2 separate regions of the Homo sapiens genome follow, and region 1 is linked to region 2. Evidence: read pairs that join two places in POLR2A ChIA-PET (ENCODE). Cell type or tissue: Panc1. All regions are shown on one strand. Links, peaks and the distances in the headings refer to the core of each region. The heading gives the core; the rest is flanking DNA. Region 1 has its middle 5.9 kb from the start of LINC00620. Region 2 has its middle 110 kb from the start of NUP210.

What was found. Peaks named below come from ENCODE experiments on the same cell type or tissue, not always from the same donor. Only the 100,000 strongest peaks of a DNase experiment are listed, where the experiment ranks them.
Region 1: POLR2A ChIA-PET joins it to region 2 with 12 read pairs; 2 of 35 experiments call an interaction of 5 or more read pairs at or near these places.

What each region holds. Positions count from the first base shown.
Region 1 is chr3:13,643,404-13,646,311 of GRCh38, forward strand. No RefSeq gene overlaps it. Among named protein-coding and RNA genes, the nearest start is that of LINC00620, 5.9 kb to the right of the region's middle. In Panc1, for the core only: a CTCF peak has its summit at 1,939; no DNase peak of the experiment used is centred there.
Region 2 is chr3:13,307,208-13,310,115 of GRCh38, forward strand. No RefSeq gene overlaps it. Among named protein-coding and RNA genes, the nearest start is that of NUP210, 110 kb to the right of the region's middle. In Panc1, for the core only: no CTCF peak of the experiment used is centred there; a DNase peak (open chromatin) is centred at 1,464.

The DNA.
Region 1 (2,908 bases), core at 203-2,702, 340 kb after region 2:
TTTGACATCGTCCAGAACATTATGTGTATTTCAGATTTTTAGATTATTTTATAGCCTTCAATCATAAGAGTGGCCTCAGTCAAAATGCAATCATTGTCTCTCCAATGAAAATTTTCTAGTCCCAAATCCCAGTGGTCACCCCTGGGTGGCACTAACAGGCTTTTGCCGTACAGCCTGGTCTGTGTAAGGACTCCAGGGCTTTTGGGGGTAGTTTTATGGGAAGGAGTTGCAATATTCCTGGACGTGGAGTGTGTACCCTCCAAAGTCTGAATCAGCTGACCAGATGCTGGTCTTCAATCACTATTGCCAGAAGGGCAGGTTTACCTGCCTTCTATTTTACAGCAATTGGTGGGAGAAGCATTCCCCAGCCAGACCATCTCTATCCCCAGCATATGCTCCGATAAAGCAGGTGCAGGCACTTCACAGAGAATTTGTTCCAACATTCCAGTTTTCACCTAAGTATCCACCTTAATTCCGTCAACCATCACATTTCTAAATCCTCCCCATTGAACGAGAGCCTCCATTCGGGCTTCGCTGACAGGTTTGGAATCACAGAGCAGAGGCTCCCACAGACGGAGTCTGTTCTCCTCCCCCGGCCATTTCACTCACCCGTGTGTGTATGGCTTTGGGTCCCCAGCTAGGGGGTGGGCCGAGAGACTCAGGCCTTCTCCTGGTTAGATTGTGAGACCACTGCCTCAGGCAACTTGAGATCAGAATTCTCACTGTCATTTTAGGCCTCCCAGGTTTTAAAAATCTTCCGAACTAGAATGAATAAAGCAGATTTTTTAGGGCCTTTTCACATTGGGCGGCCGGCAGGGTCCATCCAGCTTCTGTGAGTGCTGCATTGAGACCGTTGTTTCGTCCTCATCAATATCCACTTTATTCATCTTATTTCTTAACACCTGTTTAAAAGCTTCCACCCTGCTGGGATGAGTCCCTTGACTCTCTCCTTGGTCCTACCCCTTTGTTTTGTCCATGCTCTTATGAAAACCTTTACTATCTGTTGTCTCGGCACACTTTTCCCTTTGGAGGAGGCTCTGAGGCCAGTAGCTACACCTTGGGTCAACTGACTGTACCCTGGCCCAGCATCGGAATCTACCCCACACATTCCTTGGGTAGGGCTTCAGGCTAGAGGCTGTGGTCCAGGCTGACCAGAATCTTGGCTCAGCACCAGGGTCCCTTCCTACACTCACTTACCTTTTAACCACTGCAGATAACAATAACCAAGGGATTTCACATTTTCCTTTTTTGTTGTTTCTTTGCATTTCCTTATATTCTAGTGAGCCAACTGCTTAGGAGTTGGATCCCTCATTTCTAAATTCCATTGATAACTTTTACCTTACAAAAAATTGATTGTATTGGTTCTACCTGCAAGTGTACTTGAAAAAAAAAAAAAGACAAAAAATGGATTGCAGCACAGCCACCACCAGGAATGAAAGTTTCCTCAGCTCCTACCCTTTTACTCTTCCCAAACCACATGTTCCAGTGAGTCAGGGTTGGTCTAGAAAGTCCCAACTCTGACACCAACTGTAAGGAGTTCAGCAAATGATAGAGTTTAAGGAAGGAGTCCCCACCAGGCTGCTCTTACTTCAGGCACCAGCCGAGAATGGGGTTTCCAGGATCACCGTCCCTTCAGATCAATTGGTGACATAGTCAGAGGTCCCTGTAACCACCCTAAGATACAATCATTCACTAGAATGACTCAAAGAAAAGTATAGCACTCAGGAAAGTGCTATACTTATTACAATTTTATTATAGTGAAAGCATACACATCCAAGCCAGCCAAGGGGAGAGACACAGAGGGCAAAGTCCAGGAAGGGTCCAAACATGGAGTTTCTGGTTGTCTCAGATGGTGTGACCTCCTCCCAGACATGATGTATGATAATACACAAAGAGGATAAACAACCAAGGAAGTTTATCTGAGCCTTTGGTATCCAGAGTTTTTACTGGAGCTCATTGGTGGTTGGGGCACAGATATTCCCCAGCACAAGGTGGCAGCACGATTGCTAAAGATGGCACCAGTGGTGGCCCGGGAACACTCACAGGGAATGCTGGTAGAGGGAATGCTGTGGCTGGGAATGCTGATGCAGGCATTGGAAAAATTTGAGGGAATGATGGCTACAAAGACCAGAGGAATTGGACTGCTGAGTTATACTGCCCTGCAGAGGGATGAGAGAGTCTGAGCTGTGAGTTGGAGGTTGGTGGCCAAGCGGGAGGCAGAAAGCCTATGGCAGCTCACAAAGCGGCACCTGTCTCCTGAAGGGGAAGGGCAGGCAGAGCTGAGTGGCAGGCCGAAGACCTGATTGTGAATTTTCTGTTGAACATAATAAAAAAAAAGTCCAGCTGGATGCAGTGAAAAGCAGGGAAGGGCATGCCAGCCCAAGGGAACAGCACGTGCAAAGCTTCTGAAGCGGAGAAGCCTGATCTGCCTGGAAGGACTGGATGAGGGATGAGGGTGGAGGGGGTGGGGTGAGGCAGGGTCAGCAAGGCACCACGAGCCTCCACCAGGGCTCTGAGCAAATCCCCAGAGCACTGGGAGCAGCTGAAGCACGGGGCAGTGATGACAGCCTTGGAACTGCATTTCCCCATACCCCTCTGGCTGTAGGCTGGAGAATGGATTATAAGGGAGGCCCTGCTGGAGCTGATCCCTCTGGGGATATTGGGATGCTATGGTGTGGGGTCCTGGGATGCCAGTCTTATCATTTGGGCTGTATCTCATGCCTGGGCCCCTCTCTTATCTCAGGGACAAGACAGTGACTCACCCATCTCAGACTGGACAAGCCTGGCGGACCCATCTCAGCTAGAGCAGCGACATTCACACCCATGTTCATGATCTCCACCCTCCCGCATGTGCGCTGCTCTCCCGGCCCTGAGGAGGGGTGTGTGGAATGGAACACAGGTCCCCAGA
Region 2 (2,908 bases), core at 112-2,611:
ATTCTGTGAAGGTCCTTTGAGCCTGGGCTGTCTCCCTCGCTGCCCCGCACGGAGGAGCCCCACCTGACTCATAGCTCTGCCCCTTCCCAGCCCGCCCCCAGGACGCTGCCAGCACATAACGTGAGCTAATGAATGGCAGTGGAATAAATACATGGGCAGGCAGGCATCAGGAGCAGACGCCTACGTCCCTAGGAGGCGATAATGGCAACTCAACTCTCTGGGCTTGGAGACAAAATTATCCACCTGGCAGCCAACAGGAATCGGCCTCCAGCTCAGGTGCCTAAGAAACAGCTCTTAATAATTTTCCTTTAATTTAGAACTTGAGCCTTAATTCCCCTCCCACATTCTGGCTAGAACTGCCATTTCAGTCGTTCCTTAAAACTTAACAAAGGGATTGCTGGGTGTGGTGGCTCACACCTGTAATCCCACCATATTGGGAGGCTGAGGCGGGCGGATCACGAGGTCAGGAGCTAAAACGGTGAAACCCCATCTGTACTAAAAATACAAAAAATTAGCCGGGCGTGGTGGTGGGCACCTGTAGTCCCAGCTACTCAGGAGGCTAAGGGAGGAGAATGGCTTGAACCTGGGAGGCGGAGCTTGCAGTGAGCCAAGATTGCGCCACTGCACTCCAGCCTGGGTGACAGAGCGAGACTCCGTCTCAAAACAAACAAACAAACAAAAACTTAACAAAGGGATTACATTGTCGCATTTAACTGCCCTCCCCTCAACACTCACACACAATCCGCTTGCCCACTGCACCCAGGGACCCTGTGGGAAGTGGACGCAGGTGGCCGAAACTGCAACTGTCACCTGCTCATTTGCCATTTTAAGATGCTTCAGTTCCAAACCCATGATATTGACGGGAAAAACAGAAACCTAATATGCACAGGCCAGGTGCGGTGGCTCACGCCTGTAATCCCAGCACTTTGGGAGGCTGAGGCGGGTAGATCAAGAGGTCAGGAGTTTGAGACCAGCCTGACCAACATGGCGAAACCCCGTCTCTACTGAAAACACAAACATCAGCCGGGTGTGGTGGCACACGCCTGTGATCCCAGCTACTCAGGAGACTGAGGCAGGAGAATTGCTTGAATCCAGGAGGCAGAGGTTGCAGTGAGCCGAGATTGCGCCACGGTACTCCAGCCTGGGTGACACAGTGAGACTCTGTCAAAAAAAGAAAGAAAGAAAGAAAAGAAACATGCACAGCCTCCTCTAGCCAGTCCCTTTTCTCTTCCTCTGTGTTCGTCCTGGGCAAGTTGCCAGGGAAAAGCTGAGACCATCTTTGAACATGGGTGAGCTAAAGCCAGTCCTTCCCCATCTCTGCAATGACGGTTTGGAGTAGACTGGGACAACGGTGGCCTCCTCTGCTCTAACTGCACACGCTGACTGGTGGTGACCACCTGGATGCTAGGTCGTAAGGAGCACTGAGGGAGTTCTGCTTCTGCAGGAAAGTGATGGGAGCGACAAGCAATATCTGCCAGGGCCAGAGGAGGCAGTGTGGAGACACATATGCCAGGCTTTTACCAAGTAGGAAGAAATTCAGACATTGAAAACTGGTGGCCAGGTGGGGCTTGGTGGCTCATGCCTGTAATCCCAGCAGTTTGGGAGGCTGAGGCGTGAGGATCACTTGAGCCCATGAGGTCGAGGCTGTAGCGGGCTGAGATTGTGATACTGCACTGGGTGACAGAGTGAGACTTTGTCTCAACAACAACAACACACACAACACAACAACAGCAAAACACATACAAAAAAACTGGTGGCCCAAGGACAGTTGTTTTGGCTCACTGTAGGTTGTTTTTTACAGTTTTTAAAAGTTGAATTTTATTGCCATTATTTATCTATTAGGTTTTATCCCAAGAAAGGTGGATGAGGGGAGTCTGGAAAACCAGAGGAATTGGCCCCAGTGGGGCTTTGTTCCCATCTGGCCACAGCAGCTGGAGCCAAGCAGGCAAGGCCATGCAGTCCAGGTCACCAGCATCTGACCCCCTGGCTCGGGTGTGTCTACCTGGCCTGGCAGCATCCATGTTTGTGACCCCTGGACTTGATTATTGATTTGTTTCTGTTGGTCCAGTGAGTGGCAGAGGGGACTACTGCTAAGAAACAACTCCTGGAGAGGTGTGTCACGGTCCCCAAGAGACTGGGGATGGCTTCCCTGGACCACCCAGGAAGACAAAGGAAGAAAAGTTCACGTTTATTGAGCATCAAATGTTTGCTCACCACTGTTGTGGGTTGTGGTGGGGGAAGGGGTGGTTCAACTCAGTAATTACGCCCACGTGGCAATGCTACGAAGGTCATATAATTACCATTTTGCAAACAGGGAAACTGAGGCTCAAACATGAAGGTTCCAAGGTCATCCAGCAGGTGAGTGGCAGAGGCAGGATTTGCTTTGCACCTGGGCCCCATCCACCAGGTTCGCTGGCCGCTGCTCTTGCCCCCCGACTCTCCCCCGTCCACTGAGAAAGACCCCAACAAGGAAGCTACTATGCTTGAAAGCAAGGAAGCAAGGGGTCTTTCAGATTCCACTTTCCAACTTTCCTGGTTCTTGTCAGTGGTCTTTATGGGCTTTCAGTGAAGCCTCTCCAAATGGAAGTGGTCGCCTGATGAGCTATGAAATCTTCCGCAGAGGTTCATTTGCTAATTACATACAACAGAAAACTTAACAACGTGATAGACGATCACCCAGCCTGTGACCTCGGGTTTTGCTTCTTTTTTTTTGAGATGGAGTCTCGCTCTGTCGCCCAGGCTGGAGTGCAGTGCCGCAATCTCGGCGCAATCTCGGCTCACTGCAAGCTCCGCCTCCCGGGTTCACACCATTCTCCTGCCTCAGCCTCCTGAGTAGCTGGGACTACAGGCGCCCACCACCACGCCTGGCTAATTTTTTTGTATTTTTAGTAGAGAAGGGGTTTCACTG